Regions from separate parts of the Homo sapiens genome. Here region 2 is linked to region 1. A link is an interaction called in ENCODE POLR2A ChIA-PET data of the cell type or tissue named here. Cell type or tissue: B cell. All regions are shown on one strand. Links, peaks and the distances in the headings refer to the core of each region. The heading gives the core; the rest is flanking DNA.

The links. Peaks named below come from ENCODE experiments on the same cell type or tissue, not always from the same donor. Only the 100,000 strongest peaks of a DNase experiment are listed, where the experiment ranks them.
Region 2: POLR2A ChIA-PET joins it to region 1 with 5 read pairs; 5 of 35 experiments call an interaction of 5 or more read pairs at or near these places.

What each region holds. Positions count from the first base shown.
Region 1 is chr6:156,761,490-156,764,408 of GRCh38, forward strand. No RefSeq gene overlaps it. Among named protein-coding and RNA genes, the nearest start is that of ARID1B, 14 kb to the right of the region's middle. In B cell, for the core only: no CTCF peak of the experiment used is centred there; no DNase peak of the experiment used is centred there.
Region 2 is chr6:156,899,754-156,902,672 of GRCh38, forward strand. ARID1B (AT-rich interaction domain 1B) reads left to right here. Exons shown (of 20, transcript NM_001374828.1): 3 at 1,623-1,772. Among named protein-coding and RNA genes, the nearest start is that of MIR4466, 120 kb to the left of the region's middle. In B cell, for the core only: no CTCF peak of the experiment used is centred there; no DNase peak of the experiment used is centred there; H3K27ac peaks cover 906 bases.

The DNA of each region.
Region 1 (2,919 bases), core at 217-2,716:
GGAGATCCAGACCATCCCGGCTAATACGGTGAAACCCCGTCTCTACTAAAAATACAAAAAATTAGCTGGGCATGGTGGCGGGCGCCTGTAGTCCCAGCTACTCCGGAGGCTGAGGCAGGAGAATGGCGTGAACCCGGGAGGCGGAGCTTGCAATGAGCCGAGATGGTGCCACTGCACTCCAGCCTGGGCGACAAAGTGAGACTCCGTCTCAAACAACAACAACAAAAAAAAAAAAAAAAAAAAAAAAAAACACAAAAGTTTCTCTTATACAGAAGGAAAGAAGAAAGGAGGAAGGAAGAAAGGAAGGAGGGAAGGGAAGGGAAGGGAAGGGGGAAGGAAGGGAGGGAAGGAAGAAGGAAAAAAGGAAGGAAGGGAGGGAGGAAGTGAGAAAGGAAGGAAGGGAGGGAAGAATAAAATCTAATAAAGTTTTACCAAATATAAATACATTTTTATATCTGTTCTTCATACCTAGCATTTCCCATTATTAATTATTGGTAGTCCTAGATATGCTGTGGTGTGAGTCAAAAATGTAAGAGCCAATTATGACAGAACAGCCTGGCAGTATGTGACCCTCGAATTGGACCCATCTATTGAGTTGGGGACAAAACGACAGCACCAAATTCAGCCCAGGCCATGGTGAGAGATGCCTCAGCGCAGGCTTCACCCGGGACCTGTAGACTGCGGCCGCAGGGCTTCCCCAGAATGGGAACCAGCTTGAGACTCCTCCAATCTCAGATTCTCCCTTTACTGGTTGTATAACCTGACACAAATTCTTTTTTTTTTGGAGGGGGCGGCGGGGGATGGAGTTTCTTGTCGCCCAGGCTGGAGTACAGTGGCATGATCTCAGCTCACCACAACCTCCGCCTCCCAGGTTCAAGCAATTCTCCTGCCTCAGCCTCCTGAGTAGCTGGGATTACAGGTGCCCGCCACCACGCCCGGCTAATTTTTTGTATTTTTTTTTTGGTAGAGACGGGGTTTCACCACGTTGGGCAGGCTGGTCTCGAACTCCTGACCTCAGGTGATCTGCCTGCCTCGGCCTCCCAAAGTGCTGGGATTACAGGCGTGAGCCACCGCACCCAGCAACCTGATACAAATTCTTTTACTTCACATTTTCCAGTATGCTTACCTGTAAAACAGAGATATTATCTACCTCATAGGATCCTTAGGAAGATCATATGAGGTCACAAATGCAGAGCCCATGGCACTGTGCCCTGTCACACCGCGAGCACTTGACTAATGTGAACTGTCAATGCAAGCAGTAGGCGTCAGGGCGTGTTCAATAAGCAGGGAGCTGATATTTGGCAATCCAGGCAGGCTGGCAGCATCATATACAGTTTTCAGCAGGTAACAAGATGACAGCAATGAACCAAGAGTTGAAGGACCAGATCCCAGTCCCAACGGAGGTGGAAGGATAAAATAGACATTGTGGCAAAAGCAAAGAAGAGCCCCAGGCTCAGGAGAATAGAGTAGGCAGGATTCAGTGGCTGGGGCTCAATCCTAAGAAACAAGACAAGGATGTGGTTAGCAAAACTGTTGGACAAAGTGAAGACTGGGCCTTGGCTGAAGGTACAGCACAGAACTGGAGGAGCAGTGGCAAAGGAGAACGGGTGTCCATTCTCAAAGCATCTAGACATAGCTTTGGAAATTCACTGCATGTCACCCTAATGAAGCCCCGTTAGCTGACTATTGGTCCCGGAGCCAGCGTAGGGGAACTTGCTGGAGATGATAAATAAAATATTTTTAGATTTATTTGTTTATTATAAAAGAAATTAAATCAGATCCTGACCGAATAATGTAATGCCAAGAAGCATATAACATATAGCATCTTATACTTGAGTTAACAAAGTTAGAAATTAAAACAAAGTATCTAGAAAATACATCACAACTCAGCTACAAATAGCCTATTTTTAGACCCATCATGCTAATAACTTTATTTCTCTGTAGTGCAAGGAAATATCTAATGTCTATATCTAATAATTGTAATAGTCTGAGCTCTTTGGCAGTATAGAGAAAAAGCATTTTCAACAGGGGTTTTAGTTATTTTTTTAAAAAAATCCCAAGGCTGGGCACGGTGGCTCATGCCTGTAATCCCAGCAATTTGGGAGGCCGAGGCAGGCGGACCATCTGAGGCCAGGAGTTCGAGACCAGCCTGGCCAACATGGTGACACCCTGTCTTTACTAAAAATGCAAAATTAGCTGGGTGCAGTGGCATGTGCCTGTAGTCCCAGCTACTTGAGAGGCTGAGACAGCAGAATCTCTTGAACCCGGGAGGTGGAGGTTGCAGTGAGCTGAGATTGAGCCACTACACTCCAGCCTGGGTGACACAGCTAGACTCTGTCTCAAAAGATAAAATAAAATAAAATAAAATAAAATAAAATAAAATAAATAAATCTCAAGTCTGTAGGGTGGCCACACAGCCTTTTTGCATGCCATTTAAAAATTATATATGTGCTCTGCATTGTACAACTTTTATTTCCCCCATGTTGTCTAGAAATTTTCCCCATGTTGATATCTGGAAATCATTAAAGCAATCCATGATGGCTGTTTCTAGTTCTTTGACTCTTGCTACGTGGAGCAGAGAACTTTTCTTCTATAATGTCCCAGGGCAAAATTCCACATTTCAGAAGTAGGGCTCCTGGGGAGGCCCTGTGGGCTTGGGGTTCCCTAACTACGAGAGCAGAGTACTGGCATAGGAGGGTGGTCGCCTCACGTTCTCCCTCCTGCAGAGACCACCCTTGCAGTATGTTCAGACGAGCAGAGTGACTGGCATGTGTCTTGAAAAAATATGGCTCCAGCAAGTGATGTTCTGAAGTCATTGCCCACGTTGTGACACGAGGATTCTGCTCAATTTCCCTAGAATAATGGATTGATCAGCCGGGCTCGGTGGCTCACACCTGTAATCCCAGGTCTTTGGGAGGC
Region 2 (2,919 bases), core at 104-2,603, 140 kb after region 1:
CAACACTTCCATATTGTGTGTGAGGGCTTCTGTAACCAGAAAGTCAACATATTAAAGCGCAATTCATAGGGGAGTTGCTGGCTGTGTTGACTGAGCTTTACAGTCATTTTAACACTGGCAGAAGTGTTATCCTAACTGCTTTAAATCAAACTGCAAAGATGCTTGTGTGAAATATAGTATTAGATATCAAATCAAACATATGGGTGTTGAACGGAAGGATGTGTGTTGTAGTGGTATATGGTATTCTAGCATGTGGAGTTGTATTTTATGGAAATTCGTTGGCTTGGCTTATGGCAGGGACATAACATTCATTATGAGATATCAAGCTGTAAAATAAATAAAAGCAAAAAATTCAACTGTGCTGTTAAATGGCTTGCAATGCAGACTTTTCTGCTCCAACAACTTAGGCTCTGTGTGATGAGAGGCATTGTGAGCCGTTATGGTCACATTTAATCTCATCCTCTTTGGTAGATCTTGAAAATAATCTGGATTGGATTGAAAGAAATATAGGAACTTTAACTTTTTCATTTTTTCCCCTTTTACCCCATTGTATATGTTAGGAATTACTGTGCTGATTTTTCTTAGAGGCTAAATGTTTTACTCTTTTCATCTTTTACCATTTCATCTTTTTCCTCATTCAGTATTTCTATAGTGGATTTGGGTTTTAAGTGTGTATCTGGCACTCATTAATTTCTTAAGTGTGTGTGCTTATGGGGCTCAAGTTCTTGAAGTTCTCCAGTGGACCATATTGTGGTATGAAACAAAATGACTTTGCCATTCTTGTCTCTAGAGTGCTTTTTGCTGTCCTGATATCTTGTTTTTCTTTTCCTTTCCTGCTCTCTCTTGAAATTACAGAAAAAGGCAATAGATTTCTCATTAAGAAAATATTCAAAAATACTATCCATGGTATATTTATTGCATGAGGAAGGATTTTCCTGTAAACAATGCTTTCAGGCATTTTTAGGCTGATGTAAATTAGAGATGGAGAAGATTGATTGAGGCCATTTTTGTCTATACCTCTGGTATTTGCACTGTAGTACACCTTGCTTTACATTGTTACCTGTTTTATCAACTAAGAAAATGCCATCCTTAGCAAAAATAGTAAATAAAATTGATAATTTAACTGGTATATATGTGCTGTAAATGCCGTTGGTATATTCTGACTTTTTCATTCTGAACTTAGAAACAAACATACACAAGAAAGCACCCAAACCACAGGCCTTCTGTAAAGTATTAGTGAGTTAATTTGGACTGTTTGAGTTCACTTTTTCACTGTTGTGTGGGAATGGATTTCATATCATGCTTCTCTTTCTTAGTAGAGGCTATTTTTTAGTCTCAGTATTTAGCACTTCCTCCCCTCTCCACCTTTATGATATTATCAATAGTTTCTATCTGATAGAATATGATGGTTTTTAAAGGCAAAGCAGATTGCCTTTTGACTTCATTTATAGTATGTGAATAGAAAGCAGCGTGTCGATTTGTTTAAGGAAGAGAGGATTAGAAATATTGAGTTTAGTTGCTTAGCAGAGAACCCCCTTCATGTTGCTGAATTGAAACCATATTTGATTTCATTTAATTGCACATTTTGACTTTCTCATTTGCTTTGCTTGACTTTTTGACAGATGCCACCTCAGTATGGACAGCAAGGTGTGAGTGGTTACTGCCAGCAGGGCCAACAGCCATATTACAGCCAGCAGCCGCAGCCCCCGCACCTCCCACCCCAGGCGCAGTATCTGCCGTCCCAGTCCCAGCAGAGGTACCAGCCGCAGCAGGTGAGCACAGTGCACTGCCCCGCAGGGCCCTGTTTTCTCCACCAAGGCAGACCCGGCTCTGAATCATCTTCCTGTCCTTTATTAAAAATTATGTTCTGGTGGAAAAAAAATTAGTTTTGAGAAAATGCATAACTGTAACCTAATCTAACTCCATCTCTCCCTCCGTCTTTTCCCCTTTTGAGATTGGAGGGTGAGAAGAATGACTGGTTTAATAGCTGCTTGCATTACTGGTTAGTGGCAGCAGAAAGTGTCAGTCATTGCTTGTTCCCTGTCATTTGTGTTCTGAACCTTTCAAGAAAGCACTCTGCCACTTTGTTAAGGCTTATTCAGGAGAAGGATTTTATCAATCATTTAATCCTTCTAGTTGGCACGTGCATGGTATTTTTATCTTGACCTTTGTTTTGTTTTGTTTTAATGGTAAGTGCTACTTTGTGAAAACATTGTTGCCTTTGACTGTGTTATTCTATTTAAACTAGCTTATAAGTAGATATTCACTTCAGTTGCAGTATATTAAAATACTAATTGGAATCATGTACTTTAAATATATCAAGCAGTTTCTAGTTTAAATTAGTCTCATTAAATACTCCTTTAGGTTACTGGGTTATATATTTCAGCTTACAGAATTTGTGGAAAAATAGTATATATGTTATTTGATAAAATGATTCAGTTTCCTTATGTTTTAGAGACTGTCACTCATGAGTGACATGAAAAGAAGTAGTGAGTGAGGGACTCTTACTCTGAATCCAGATAAAATGTTCGTAGCACATCCAATCATAAACATCAAAATATAATTTTCCATTTTAATACTTCCTTCCTTCTCTTTTGTGTGGTGGAGGTGGCAAAGAGAAGGTGAACACATGTAGCATCGACTTTTTCCTCTTTAAAGGACTTCTTTTGTGGCTTGAATAGATCGTGGATATTAAGCAAAATAAATAAATTTACGGAGCTTAATTTTAATCAGTTTGGCTGGTTTCTTACATATTTTCTTGGGTTTGTTGGAGTCCCTTTCCGTATGACTTACTAGAGAATTCTAAAGAGAGTTTATGATTTGAAGCAAAACATGTTAAAACAACAGCTAGGATTCGAGACCCAGTACAATCTTGTTTTTACATACATGTATTTAAAAGCTTGAACCCGGGAGGCGGAG